Linked DNA regions of Mus musculus: region 2 is linked to region 1. Evidence: chromatin loops called from intact Hi-C (ENCODE). Cell type or tissue: heart. All regions are shown on one strand.

The links. Peaks named below come from ENCODE experiments on the same cell type or tissue, not always from the same donor. Only the 100,000 strongest peaks of a DNase experiment are listed, where the experiment ranks them.
Region 2: a loop joins it to region 1, with 2.4 times the contacts of the local background. A loop is called at or near these places in 11 of 42 quality-filtered maps.

Annotation. Positions count from the first base shown.
Region 1 is chr3:127,775,392-127,783,391 of GRCm38, forward strand. It overlaps Alpk1 (alpha-kinase 1), which reads right to left and starts at 5,136. Exons shown (of 14, transcript NM_027808.1): 1 at 4,770-5,136. In heart, a CTCF peak has its summit at 4,729; a DNase peak (open chromatin) is centred at 5,040; H3K4me3 peaks cover 909 bases; H3K27ac peaks cover 476 bases.
Region 2 is chr3:127,828,448-127,836,447 of GRCm38, forward strand. The region is part of intron 1 of Ap1ar (adaptor-related protein complex 1 associated regulatory protein); the gene reads right to left. Among named protein-coding and RNA genes, the nearest start is that of Gm43653, 5.0 kb to the right of the region's middle. In heart, no CTCF peak of the experiment used is centred here; no DNase peak of the experiment used is centred here; H3K4me3 peaks cover 323 bases.

The DNA.
Region 1 (8,000 bases):
TAATCAAACTCAGGGGTGAAATCAACCAAGTGGAAACAAGAAGAACTATTCAAAGAATTAACCAAACGAGGAGTTGGTTCTTTGAGAAAATCAACAAGATAGATAAACCCTTAGCTAGACTCACTAAAGGGCACAGGGACAAAATCCTAATTAACAAAATCAGAAATGAAAAGGGAGACATAACAACAGATCCTGAAGAAATCCAAAACACCATCAGATCCTTCTACAAAAGGCTATACTCAACAAAACTGGAAAACCTGGATGAAATGGACAAATATCTGGACAGATACCAGGTACCAAAGTTGAATCAGGATCAAGTTGACCATCTAAACAGTCCCATATCACCTAAAGAAATAGAAGCAGTTATTAATAGTCTCCCAACCAAAAAAAGCCCAGGACCAGATGGGTTTAGTGCAGAGTTCTATCAGACCTTCAAAGAAGATCTAATTCCAATTCTGCACAAACTATTTCACAAAATAGAAGTAGAAGGTACTCTACCCAACTCATTTTATGAAGCCACTATTACTCTGATACCTAAACCACAGAAAGATCCAACAAAGATAGAGAACTTCAGACCAATTTCTCTTATGAATATCGATGCAAAAATCCTCAATAAAATTCTCGCTAACCGAATCCAAGAACACATTAAAGCAATCATCCATCCTGACCAAGTAGGTTTTATTCCAGGGATGCAGGGATGGTTTAATATACGAAAATCCATCAATGTAATCCATTATATAAACAAACTCAAAGACAAAAACCACATGATCATCTCGTTAGATGCAGAAAAAGCATTTGACAAGATCCAACACCCATTCATGATAAAAGTTTTGGAAAGATCAGGAATTCAAGGCCCATACCTAAACATGATAAAAGCAATCTACAGCAAACCAGTAGCCAACATCAAAGTAAATGGAGAGAAGCTGGAAGCAATCCCACTAAAATCAGGGACTAGACAAGGCTGCCCACTTTCTCCCTACCTTTTCAACATAGTACTTGAAGTATTAGCCAGAGCAATTCGACAACAAAAGGAGATCAAGGGGATACAAATTGGAAAAGAGGAAGTCAAAATATCACTTTTTGCAGATGATATGATAGTATATATAAGTGACCCTAAAAATTCTACCAGAGAACTCCTAAACCTGATAAACAGCTTCGGTGAAGTAGCTGGATATAAAATAAACTCAAACAAGTCAATGGCCTTTCTCTATACAAAGAATAAACAGGCTGAGAAAGAAATTAGGGAAACAACACCCTTCTCAATAGTCACAAATAATATAAAATATCTTGGCGTGACTCTAACTAAGGAAGTGAAAGATCTGTATGATAAAAACTTCAAATCTCTGAAGAAAGAAATTAAGGAAGATCTCAGAAGATGGGAAGATCTCCCATGCTCATGGATTGGCAGGATCAACATTGTAAAAATGGCTATCTTGCCAAAAGCAATCTACAGATTCAATGCAATCCCCATCAAAATTCCAACTCAATTCTTCAACGAATTGGAAGGAGCAATTTGCAAATTTGTCTGGAATAACAAAAAACCTAGGATAGCAAAAAGTCTTCTCAAGGATAAAAGAACTTCTGGCGGAATCACCATGCCAGACCTAAAGCTTTACTACAGAGCAATTGTGATAAAAACTGCATGGTACTGGTATAGAGACAGACAAGTAGACCAATGGAATAGAATTGAAGACCCAGAAATGAACCCACACACCTATGGTTACTTGATCTTCGACAAGGGAGCTAAAACCATCCAGTGGAAGAAAGACAGCATTTTCAACAATTGGTGCTGGCACAACTGGTTGTTATCGTGTAGAAGAATGCGAATCGATCCATACTTCTCTCCTTGTACTAAGGTCAAATCTAAGTGGATCAAGGAACTTCACATAAAACCAGAGACACTGAAACTTATAGAGGAGAAAGTGGGGAAAAGCCTTGAAGATATGGGCACAGGGGAAAAATTCCTGAACAGAACAGCAATGGCTTGTGCTGTAAGATCGAGAATTGACAAATGGGACCTAATGAAACTCCAAAGTTTCTGCAAGGCAAAAGACACCGTCAATAAGACAAAAAGACCACCAACAGATTGGGAAAGGATCTTTACCTATCCTAAATCAGATAGGGGACTAATATCCAACATATATAAAGAACTCAAGAAGGTGGACTTCAGAAAATCAAATAACCCCATTAAAAAATGGGGCTCAGAACTGAACAAAGAATTCTCACCTGAGGAATACCGAATGGCAGAGAAGCACTTGAAAAAATGTTCAACATCCTTAATCATCAGGGAAATGCAAATCAAAACAACCCTGAGATTCCACCTCACACCAGTCAGAAAGGCTAAGATCAAAAATTCAGGTGACAGCAGATGCTGGCGTGGATGTGGAGAAAGAGGAACACTCCTCCATTGTTGGTGGGAGTGCAGGCTTGTACAACCACTCTGGAAATCAGTCTGGCGGTTCCTCAGAAAACTGGACATAGTACTACCGGAGGATCCAGCAATACCTCTCCTGGGCATATATCCAGAAGATGCCCCAACAGGTAAGAAGGACACATGCTCCACTATGTTCATAGCAGCCTTATTTATAATAGCCAGAAGCTGGAAAGAACCTAGATGCCCCTCAACAGAGGAATGGATACAGAAAATGTGGTACATCTACACAATGGAGTACTACTCAGCTATTAAAAAGAATGAATTTATGAAGTTCCTAGCCAAATGGATGGACCTGGAGGGCATCATCCTGAGTGAGGTAACACATTCACAAAGAAACTCACACAATATGTATTCACTGATAAGTGGATATTAGCCCCAAACCTAGGATACCCAAGATATAAGATATAATTTGTTAAACACATGAAACTCAAGAAGAATGAAGACTGAAGTGTGGACACTATGCCCCTCCTTAGATTTGGGAACAAAACACCCATGGAAGGAGTTACAGAGCCAAAGTTTGGAGCTGAGATGAAAGGATGGACCATGTAGAGACTGCCATATCCAGGGATCCACCCCATAATCAGCATCCAAACGCTGACACCATTGCATACACTAGCAAGATTTTATTGAAAGGACCCAGATGTAGCTGTCTCGTGTGAGACTATGCCGGGGCCTAGCAAACACAGAAGTGGATGCTCACAGTCAGCTATTGGATGGATCACAGGGCTCCCAATGGAGGAGCTAGAGAAAGTAGCCAAGGAGCTAAAGGGATCTGCAACCCTATAGGTGGAACAACATTATGAACTAACCAGTACCCCGGAGCTCTTGACTCTAGCTGCATATATATCAAAAGATGGCCTGGTCGGCCATCACTGGAAAGAGAGGCCCATTGGACTTGCAAACTTTATATGCCCCAGTACAGGGGAACACCAGGGCCAAAAAGGGGGAGTGGGTGGGCAGGGGAGTGGGGGTGGGTGGATATGGGGGACTTTTGGTATAGCATTGGAAATGTAAATGAGTTAAATACCTAATAAAAAATGAAAAAAAAAATCAGAGACATTCATTCAGTGTGTGGCAGTGCTCTCAGCTGTCTGCCCCTCCCCACCCTTCACAGCCCACATGGAGGTCAGAGGACATGTGAGAATTGTATCTCTCCGTCCACCATGCAGGCACCAGGAACTGAACCCAGGATATCAGGCTTGATAACAACCCATATCTCCAGAATTAATCATAGGATGTATAATGAATGTTAAACTAAGAATGTAATCTAATTCTTTAGTGGTAGAGGGCTTGGCAGGTGTCATGTAAAATCGGTAGCATGGGTATTATACTTTGGGGACAGTGTGACTCAGGTTTGAAGCTTCTACAGTCACGAATGCTCTCAAATGTTCAAGAACATTGAGGGCAAAGTAAGGCGCATGGAGACCTGTGTAGGCTTGAGCAGAAGCAACAAACAGACACAGGAAACTCTGAAATAGTTTTTAGCTGTGACGTCTCATCAGGCAAAGGTCAATATTGTCACTTTTAGGAGTGTTAGAAGCACACAGTTTTTTCAAATGCCAAGAAGCAAGTATTAGGATGGAGGTGACATTGTGTTGTGACATAAAATCTGCTCATCTGCTCCTGCCTTTGTGCTGGTACCTGCTGTAAATACTAACAACTTCAGAGGTTTTAATTTGTGACTTTCCAGGCTAGAGTGCTACTTTCAAATGTTACAATTTTTTAATGATAGGACCATTTTACCTAGACACCCAAAGGAATTTAATTTTTTTTATGTGCGCTTTCTTTGTAACCAAGACTTGCCCACACCCAGAATTTCTGTCCCTACTCCCCAAGTATGCTGAGTGACATTCACACAACTGTGCCCTGGCAAGAAATTACTGACTCCATCGTACAAGCAAGCGGCAGCGTCTTTGATAGCTTCCTATGTGCTCCAAACCCAGTTTCAAATCAGTAGTCCCCACAATCCTTTAATGCCCTCATCAGACACTGATTTTGTGAGCAGTAAGGCTAGCAGGTCTGGCAAGTTCTGTGACTAAGTACATTGCTATTAATCCATATATATATATATACATTAAAGGGTTCATATTTTTCTCCTCTTCACAACAACTGAACTGTAGGTAGCCTTTCCTCTGCTCTTTTTTCCCCCCTGTCCCTTCTGAGGAGCTTCTAGAAGCGCAAACCTTTCTAAGGGCTCAAGAGTTACTTAAAAGCAACAGAGACAGAGGTGGCACCAAGTCTACCGCAATCACCTTTGAGAACACTCTGCCGCCCCCATCCTGCGAGCATCTGCACCGCACCTCCTGCAAGTTTTCATTTGTAAGCTGATACTCACTCAGAAAATAACACTTCAGAGCAGCAGTCTGACCCGGGAGAGTCTTTATTCCGGTACAACCTCCCGGAAACACAGCGTTTCTCCTCAACAGCTTCTGTTTCAGGAAACGGGAATCTGAAAAGAAAAGTCCTTCCTTGCTCAGACCGTGCTTGTCTAACGCCACGCCAAGACACGCCCCGTTAGGGACTGTTGCGGGAAAGGTCTTCTGGGAGTCGTGTTACTGACTCTGGCACCGTCCACCAGGAAAACCCCAGCTTGGCCTCAAGTGCAAATAAACGTGTTGATACACGTGCCTCTGCGACGCCTACTTCTCCTCTGCGCTCCAATTCCGAGATCGACCCCCAAAAGGGGACAAGGAGAGCTTGTCTTTTGATGACATCAAAATAGTGTCATTATGTTCCTGCTTTCTCATTGGCAGTCTCTTCCTTCACTCTTGGATGACTCCATCTCTGCCCTACTCCAAATAAGGAGTTTCCCTGAACTTTCACAAGGAAAGGAACTTGTCTGATAACTGGTTTGTCTTTCAACGGTCGAAGCAAATGAAATCTGAGACTCAAGTTTTGATAAAAAAACATGTCAAAAGTACATGAAAAGATGTTAAAATGTTTATCAAAAAAAAGACATTTTTTATTGGAAAAGTTTTAAGAGGTCAACAATATTTTAACTTTCTCGAGCCTTTCTGAGCCTGCTGTGCTGAGGAAGTTTCTTTAGAAAGAATAGGAATGGACTTTCTTTTCTTTTTAAGGTTTATTTTTACTATCTTATGTGTATGAGTGTTTTGCCTTCATATTTGAGGAGGTGGTGAGCCTCCGTGTGGGTGCTGGGAATCGAACCTGGGCATCTTTACAAGGGCAACAGCAACAAGTGCTCTTAACCGCTGAGCCAACTCTCCAGGGCAGGAATGGATCTAGTAATACCAACAGGAAGCATTTGGGTAAAGCCTTTGGTACATGACCCAAGAAATGAGAACAGAAATCTCTCCGCACCTGGGCAGCAAATGCTTTAGCCAGTTGGACGGATTCCAGCTCTGCTTCTCAACCAAGTGGAAGGAACGATCCAAGCGGTCAAAAGCTAGATTGCCTAAACACTGACTTGTGATCGGCAATAATTCTTCACCCATGACTTTAGAAGTTGTTCGACCAGCCAGAGTGATGGTGTGCTCTTTTAATCCTAGTATTTAGGAGGTAGAGACAGGTAGATCCCTGTGAGTTCAAGGCCAGCCTGGTCTAACTAATGAGTTCCAGGACAGTCAGGATTACACAGAGAAACCCTGTCTTGGAAAAGAAAAAGCAAACAGGAAAAAAAAAAAAGTTGTTCAAGTAAGAACATAGAATTACTATAACAAAACTTTCCATTTATTTACATAACTAGAGTTTCCTTTTTTAATGTATGTTCTTTCTTGGAATGTTACTTTATTGTAGCTATAGATAATGTGCATCTGTTAACTAACTTCTAAGTACCATAAATATCATTGAGAAATGCACTTTTAAATAGCACTCTGTTATTCGGCATTCATCAAATATGTAACTTTGTATTTATCTTTTAAATAAATTACAAATTAAAAATACATGTATTGTAAGCATTGAATAGGCCTGTCTTTAGAATGTTTATTCAATAGTGTCTGTAGCAAAAAAGAGAAATAATTTTAATATATATATATATATTACTGTATATAAATGAGAAAAACACAGAGATATAAGAGCAAGTTTTGTACTATGAGAAAAGTCTATGAAGGAAACGTAATAGAAACAGAAACTTAGATAGAATAATATAAATTTTCACAATTGTTAAAAAAATCTTCATGCCTTTATAGAGAGATGTTAGGGGTGCCAAATTATTTGACATATAATTTTGCTTGGCCTTTAAAAGAATATGCATGGGCCTTATGGCACACACCATTAATCTCAGCACTTGGGCTTGGGGCAGATGCAAGTGAATATCTGTGAGTTCAAGGCCAGTCTGGTATATAGAGTGAGTCCTAGAGGACTACATAGTGAGATCTGGTCCCAAGGAGAGAAGAGAGAGAGAGAAAGGAGGGAGGGAAGGAAGGAAGGAAGGAAGGAAGGAAGGAAGGAAGGAAGGAAGGAAGAAAAAAGAAAGAAAGAAAGAAAGAAAGAAAGAAAGAAAGAAAGAAAGAAAGAAAGGAAGGAAGGAAGGAAGGAAGGAAGGAAGGAAGAAAGAACATGTAGAGTTTTGTTTAGGAAAACCACACAGAGATCTTTTGTAATTATTTAAAATTATAATAAAAAACAAACATCAACTTCAATATATGTGACTTTTTTTTTAAGAATTCTGCTTGGGAGCAGGCAAGTAAAAGAAGTGTTAGAAATTATTTGAGTCTGATGGAAGAATAGGAGGAAGGATTTCTGGGGTCCCAAAAGGGATAGGAACTCCACAGGAAGACCAACAAAGTCAACTAACCTGGACCCTTGGGGCTCTCAGAGACTGAACCTCCAACCACAGAACTCATACATGAGCTACACCTAGACCTCCCCACACACATGTAGCAGATGTGCAGCTTGGTCTTCATGTGGGTCCTGAACTGGAGCAGAAGCTATCCCAAAAGCTGTTGCCTGTACGTGGATATGTTCTTCTAGCTGGGCTGCCTTGTCTGGCCTCAGTGGGAGAGGATGTGCCTAACCTCGAAGAGACTTAAAGTGCCAGGATCAGGGGATACTCAGGGAGCCCCACCTACTCAGAGGAGAAGGGGAGGGAAGAGTGAGGAAGGATTATGGGAGGGGAGACCAGGAGGGGACAACGAGCAGGATATAACGTGAATAAGTAAAAACATAAAGTTAAATTTAAAAAATTTACTTGAGGAGAAGGAGTGATATTTTAGTGCCTAAAAGAAGGCGATGGATACATAGAAATATGAGAAGACATTGAGAAGAAACCAGTGTGTGAGTCATTTATCTTCATAGAGTCTGGACAATAGCCACGTCTCTCTGTGATAAGCATTCCTGGCAAAAATTCCTAGAGCCATAGAAACATGAGATGTGATGTTTCATTTTTAATCACAACATTGAGTTCCAGAAAGTTTCCCAAGATAACAGTCCCATGTAGAAATTTATAAACAAAAGCTTCACTTACTGTAAATGTCTGAGGCGTACACTCAAGTGGTACACTTAGAAAAACGGCCTGCCCTACCGTATTGATTCTGATTATCTAGGTTTTATTGTTTTGAATATAAAATGCTGAAGCAAATGCCTATCACTTATTTGTTTGTGTAAA
Region 2 (8,000 bases), 53 kb after region 1:
AACAGGTTAGTGAGGTGCTTTAAGGATGGATGGGTTAGGAGCCCAGATGACTGAGAACCCCTCCCCTCACTCTGGGGCAGAGTGAATATATATAATACATATATTCTTATAGTTTTAAAGGAGTTTATATCTAATTACTATGGGAGAATGGAACTGTTCTTGGGGTGGAAGGACAGAGGGAGAGTGAGTTAAATTTTGGTAAATTAGAAACAGACTAAAACCAAACTGTCCCTAGCAGATCAGTTACACTGGCATGCTGTTCCTTTGTTCTAAATCTACAACACCTTCTACCTTAGTGGTCATTTCAAAGAAAAAGGATGACCTTACCAAAAGACAATTATTATACACTTCCCAAGCAGCTGACTTTTCATCTTACATTAAGAATTTATAACTTAATGCTCTATATCTGAACAAACACAGCCAACGGTGAAAGCCTGGGGCGTGGAGAAACCATGATATAGTTGCCTAAAACAAACTGCCATGTTTAAATAAATCAACCAAACTAATCACAAGTAAAAGACACTAAGGCTGGCTTTACTCAGGTCTTTTGAATCCTGTGTTTCACAAAGGCACAAGAGTTGCTTTCCTAAATTTAAGGAAAAAGAAGTCAGTATTTCACTGACTTGATTTCCAGCTCTGTGTGACATGAGCCAAGCCAACAGAGAGCGAGGTAATAACATGGTAAGGAACAGACTCCCATTCACCAAGTACACAGGATAGGCCCTGAACTGACCTAATTCTCGCACGTGTCTCAGAGACATTTCCTTTCCTCAATACTCCTACGGCTACTGTTACCCTAGAGAGATCTCCACTGTCCAGTATGACAGCCACTAGCACTTGAGATGCAACCAGTCTGAATTTGGAGGGCTATAAAGTGTCAAATTGAACTGGATTCCAAAGAGAGTACAAAAGTAACTGAAATATCTCCTCGAGTAACTAAGCTCTGCAGCATATCTGCATGACTAGATATGACGAACGTTCTGATCGCCTTTGATTTGTCCTCTATGTTTAATTCATCAGTTCCACAGCCGAAAACGCTGCCACACATCCAGTACTAAGTGTGCGGCTTTGAGGCTAAACATGCTCACTGTATATGTAACGCCATTCCCATAAGTGCTTCTGTACATAAGACATGACTACATCTTTCATACCATTTTCACCAGACACTGGTAGTGGCTAGAACTACTGTTGTAACGTAAGAGGGTCAGACTGTACAAAAGTTCCTGAATCTATTTAAGAAAAAAAAAGTGCAAACCAGAATAGAAGATCTGATTTTTTTTTCTAGCATGCTTACAAGGGGAAAGCCTCAGTCCCTGTCTTCGTATTTGTATAATGTGAGGACAGATACTCGATTCTTTGGGAAGAGATGGCGTTTCTTCGATACAGATTTCAAACAGTAGGATTAAGAGAAAGAAAAGACACAGAGTTAGGAAAGCAGGTACGGGCCAAGCTTCTCGACTTCCAATTAATTTCATTTATGACGATAATACATCAGGACCATTAGACATCTCCCACGTTCAGAGCCGTCCAAGTTCTTGGAGGTATGACTTTTGGGCAAACAACACGAGAAGATGGCAACAGTAAGTAAGTGCCAGGAGGCACGCAGGTCCCACCCACAGCAAACTCAACAGAACAATGAATTCTTACTCCTGACTGGACACTGCTGCCCACCCTGGGTAGTTGAACTAGGGAAAGAAAAAAGCAGGGAAGGGGCTGGAGGAGGGAGGAGTCTCCGAACTAGACAAAAACCAGAAAATAACAAATGCTTTCTCAATCCTTGTAACTATTTCAGTGAAGCAGTGACTCTTCCTACGTGGTAGGAGGCAGTCACCTTGTTAATGAAGGCGACTGTGCTCTACCGACTCCCGCAGTCTAGCGCTGGGCCAACACTTCAGCTTTATTAGTGTCTGTTATGGCCTAAGACGAAGTTATTACCTTCTTCACAATGTATGGAATTACCCTGTCTAGTCGAACTCTGATACCAATTTCGTTTTTATTGCACCTTATTTGTGGTCACCAGTGTGAACACCGAGGCAAGGTCCTCCCGTGACCACAGTAGTGTCCTCCATTCATCTGAGGTTTAAGAAGAGCCACTGCAGTTTTTAATATCTCCTATTACTTAACCTAGTTTCTTATATTTCCATTGCTATCACTAAGGGAATTAAAAAAAATTTGTACACATTATATTTGCTACAGGCACATAGGGTTATAATGAAGTTCTCGTACTAATACCCAACATTTCACATTAATAAGTAGGAAAAAAGCACTTTGGCAGTACTTAGAAAGTGGAGCAATGACAATCCCTTATTGGTAGTATAAACTGGCAGAAACTTGGAAAACTTTAATATACTGTAGCACTGATGAAGATATGCATAAGCTATCAGCCGGTGATTCCGTCCCTGGTCCTCTCCTGTACAGGTGCAGAGGGGCTATTATCAGAATGCCTATTAGCGGTAACAGAAAGAAAGAGAGAAAGAACACACCCACCCCTGACGTAACAGAGATGTCCATCAGTAAAGTAACAGTAAATGATGGTATAGTAGTACAATACAGTGCTACACAGGAGGCGCATGATCAAGTATGAAAATGAGAGTTTTGGACCAACTATTCAAAATCACTGAGAGAAACAACCAAATGTGTAGACTAATATTTACTGTATTTAAAGTAGTTACTGAGGAACACGAACACAAATTCTTCCCTTGAATCTAGCCACCATAGAAAGCTTGCTTCCAGTGGTAGGAACCACAAGAGTCTGAGGGAGCTGCGAGGGGAGGGGGTGAGGCAGAGTGAGCACGTGAATGATGCATGCAATCAACCTGAGGCTGCGGGTAAGGCCGTGGGAGCTGGGCCTGGGGTGCTGCCCCCTGGAGAAGCAGATAAGCAAATACCTGGAAGATAAAGCAGAATCTGATCTAGGAGAAGGGTTAGACAATGAGACGCAGGGAGGCAGGGTCAGAATTGAATGGTGCTACAGTGTGTGTGTGTGTGTGTGTGTGTGTGTGTGTGAGTTCACCACACAAAGTAAACATAGTAAGTCAAAGATGCAAGGGTAAGATACAGGGATGTGAGAAGCTACAGAGGCCTCAGGAAACACAGCAGGGTCACATGGATGAGCTGTGAAGAAAATCAGGGTCGCCAGGCAGTGGTGGCACACGCCTTTAATCCCACACCTTTAATGCCAGGCAGAAGCAGGCGGATTTCTGAGTTTGAGGCCAGCCTGGTCTACAGAGGGAGTTCCAGGATAGCCAGGGCTACACAGAGAAACCCTGTCTCGAAAAACCAAAAAGAAAGAAAGAAAGAAAGAAAATAAATAAATAAATAAAAAGTCAGGGTCACATCATATATACATTTCACTTTCACCAACTCAGGCTATTCTCTAGGAAAAAGGGAGGGGAAAAGTAATGGAGAAACCCCGACACTGTGTTAACTAAAGGCAGCCAGCACGGGGTGTGCAAACAGTGACTAACTAGAAAAGACACAAGTCTATTTCCCTCCTTAGCTTGGCACGCTCCAAAGCCCAGAGACATCTCTGTGTCCTCGAGGGTTGTCGCAACCTGAGACAGATTCCTGCCTATTTACTACACTGCTAAAAATGTGAATGTGGTTCAACAGGTACAGAGTGGCAGAGAAGAGGCTGTGGTTGGAGATGCCTGCAACCTTACTACCTTGTTATCAAGACAGACACTAAGGTAAGTCTAAACCTTGTTGACAGCGGGCTGAAAATGTAGTTTTTAATGCTTCCCTGTTATGCAGCATGGTAAGAAAAAAAACCTATGAAACTCAAAACTACATTGGCATTGTTCTTTTTCAACATGTCTTATATTATACCTGGTGAAACACAGTAAGACAATCCTTCATATTTTCTTGGATATTATAAATAAGTGATGAGCAACCAAGGTAAATGGCTCCAAAGTCTACAAAAAATTAAAAGCTCCCCAAGACATCCTCCCACCCTCAAGTGGAAGACAGGTCAGGCTATCAATCATATGCCTGGCAAAGGCTATCACAAAGAGGACGACAGGGCAGTTCCCACCTGACATCAAATACTTCAGTGGAGCCTTCTGAAGGGATATTCTGAAGGGATAAGATGATGTCAACACAGTATGTCATGCCACGGGAACAGGTCCAGTTCTCTGCCTCGCTGCCTGAGATGCCAACCTGGCTATCTTATGCCCAGGTACTGGAACTCAAACCACTGGCTTTTCTGGGTCACAAGGGCACACAGCAGACCGTGGCACTTAGTTTCCACTGGAGACAATCCCTCCACGCACGTCATTTTTTTATCTACCACTGTAGCTATTGGACGGTACGTGCTGTTTTTCTACTGGTTAAGTATTATGCAGGCCCGTATAGAACTGGCAATCAAGTAAAAAAGGCCACGATAATAGTGCCTCTGAGGGATGAGCTTTGGATGGGATAGTCAGAAAATTATTTTATGCCTTGCAGGAACAATGGAGACATATCTTCCCCCTGTCAAGGCAAAGACAGAAAAGGCAGGCTAAACAAACAAACAAACAAACAGACAAACAGACAGAGCCACTGCCTTTTGAGAAGAGCTCTAGAGGAACCGAGCAACAGAGAGGGAGGAGCTCAGGCCTGAGCCCCCATTCATTCACCTTTCACATTGTGTGCAGCAGCTGGCATCACTCATTTTCTTGTTGGAGAGTGAAATGTGACCTCTTTTCTTATGTGAGTCTTCATTTTCTTCCTTCCCTAAGTTACTGAACAATGGGCAAAGCACCTTATTTAGTCAATAAAAGCTAATCTTACAGTCATCTGGGGTAGATGCAAAGGTGAGTTACAAGCAAGGCTGTGCTTTAATCACTGGAGAGGAGGATCGGCCCACGCCCAAATATGGGAAAAGTCCTTCAGAAGGACCAGAGACCAAAAGCCAGGCGACCTGACTGACTTAAGAAATTCTAGCCACAGAATCAACAAATACTTGCATCTCCACGTCCTAGGAACTTAACTAACTAGGTATTCAACAGAAGCCTGAATCAGCACAGATATGGACCGAGGAAGCACGGATAGGGACAGAGGAAGCACTCAGAAGCTAAGTAGGGAGTGGAGCTCAGGAGAGCAGACTGTTTCAGCAGCGCTGCGAGTTCTGATTTCCAGAAGGCTGGTGATGCTTCAGGAAAACTGTGGAAAGTCATTCCTGAATTGCCAGTGGAAAAGATGACTAAGTAGGTGTTATTCAAGTGAAGACAAGGAAGAAATAGGGAAGAAATAAGACTCAGGGAGGAACACAGCAGAGACAAGACAAGGAGACACAGGGAGAAATACATAATGCAGAATCTGGGAAAATACAGATATCTAGAAGGATACATATTTTGGCCTTTATCCTAGAGATATCCCAGGGTCAGCACTAAAGTGAGGACTCTACAGACCAATCTGATGTAGGAAATTCCTCTTCTCAGGTGTCAAAACACCTAACCAGCACAGATGTAGAGGTGGTCAGGACACAGAAGTAACCCTGAGAGGGCCTGGGAACGGGGATTTGGAGGGAAGGACAATGACCCTCCTGCTCACAGCTAAGGTGACTACAGACTGACTTTCTATGGAGAGGGTAGGAAACAAAAGTAAAAATGATTAGGAAGAATCATTTCCTCTGAAAACAGAGGCAGGGAAGAAAAGACTGAGAGAAGAAAATAAAGAGCTGCAAGCTCTTCCCAGGTAAAGACAAGGGCTCTGGTCTCAGAGGGACTTTGACTGCAATTCCAGCTCTGTTATCTCAGGCAAGTTAAACTTTCAAGCCTTGGCTTTCGGTCTCCAGCATGAGCAAGTTGAACACCATTAATCTGAAAGTTCAAAATCCAAAATGCCCCATGCTCTGAAAGCTGCTGTGAGCCAACAAGAGGCCACAACGTGGGGACTCCATACTTGACTTCACAGGACACTCAACTTGCAGGAGAGTTCGAGGCCAGCCTGGGTATAACAGTAAGATGCTTATGCTGCCCAAAGCAAACAGTGAAAAGCCATAGGCGGACTGAACGTACTCTATAAAGTCACGGTCAAGTGCACAAGATGTGTATGAAACACAAATCAGCTCTATGCTTTAACTTGGGTCCATGTCTAAGGGTGTTGTCTATAGAAATACTCCAAAATCCTATTTAAAGTAAGAAATTGGTTTCATGCATTTTGGATAGAGAACTAAAATTTCAATAGCAGTTATTACTTGGCAGGGGTGTGCAAAAGAATAAATAAGGTAACATAGTATTTAGAATACCGCCCAGCACATAGGAAGTAGCTAAATATTGGCAAGCACTAAAGCCATTTTCCCTAGGAAAAGAAAAGCTAATCTCTGTGAACTATCACCTAGAAGCAAGGCTGCTGCTAGAATCCAAGGGGCTGAAACCTGTCAGACAGAGCACCCCAAACATCATCACACCTGTGTGAGTAACACGACAACTCACCTGAAGCAAGGATGGGCAACTGTACAGCAACCTAAAGATGGGAAATAAAATACAACACAACTAGGTTCCTAAGAACCCATCTAAGAACAAATAATTTGTAGGACTGGGGATGTAGCTCAGTATGACACCTTAGATTTGAGCCCCGGCAATGCATAAGCCAGGCAAGGTAGCACACACAGAGTTCTAGTCTTGTCCAGAGAAAACAACTGGCCAGCACACGGAGTTCTCCAGAACATGCTGGGAGACGAACCCTCCAAACGAAGAAGGCTAACCCATCGGGATGTCAGTATTTTGTTTCTTGGTAGTAAGGTCTCCAAGATGCCTTAGCACTTAGACTGGTCATTAGTTATCCTCACATATAAAATACTACTAGAGCACACTCAACTGTACTTGGTAATTATAGTGCCGAGATTACAAAGCGTAGAGTAAGTGATCTCATTTTGAGAGACTCCTGGGAAATCCACAAGGCTAAGAAACCAGGCCTCAAATCACAAAGCACCCGTGGTGGAGTCCAGAGTAAATGAGCCTAACAGAGCCCAGGATGTCCTATTTCTTTCTAGCCTTAATAAGTACAGTGACATAAAATCAACGCAGACTTTTGTGAGTGCCCAGTTTTTCACTTAAACATGTACCCATTAACTGCCCAGATGCACACCTAAAGGAAAACAACTAACAGCGACTAAACTGAAAGGCAGTTTAATACCACATGCTTCCAGGAAGCTGCTAGAACTGTTAAGACTGATACCAAACGGTAAGTTTATGGGAAGATTCAAGTAAGGGAACTGTTGAAGCCTATGCTTATAGATGCCAAGAAACAGGACTGACACAGATCACATGGTCTTCGGCATCAGCATCCACAACCCCTAGGACTCACTCAAGGAGTCAGCCAAAGACAAAGTACAGACTCTCGATCAAGCACTACAACATATCTACAAGGATCACATGCCTCACGTGATCTCACCCTGCTAGCCTCTCCTATGCTGCCAAGCCTGGGCTGAGCCAGGAGAACCCGCAATTTTAATGAATAGTGTGTAATGAAGATATCATTTGTAAAATCACTGTTAAAAAAAAAAATACCCAAGGTTCTTACAGAACCCGGGTAATGTACTCCAAAGTCAAATACAAAAACATTGTCTACCGCAGAATTCAAAGCACTCCCTCCCAGAGTTTGACTGTTAAGCCTTCCAAGGAATGATAATAAAGTCAAAGATGTTGTAATGTCCAGTTCTTCCATGAGCCCCTTTCCATAGCTTCACAAACGAGTTCACTCACGAAGTACTTGGAATAACATGATTTTGGATCACAATGCACAACAGCTGTCAAAGTAAAGTACAGAAATCAGGAAAATCAAAATACCAAACTAAGTAGAAATGTTTTAAGTCCATCCCCTCCCATTCTAGGGACGCATAGAGTAACACCTTCACTACTTTGACACACTGCTTAATTAGTGAATCATTTTATAATGCACTCATGACCCAAAGATTCGAATTACAAATCACTTGGTTCCAGTTTGTGTGGGCTGAAAGCTTCCCAATACAAAGCTATTGGCTGAAAATTGGGCACCATGCTTAAGAAAGTTCAAAA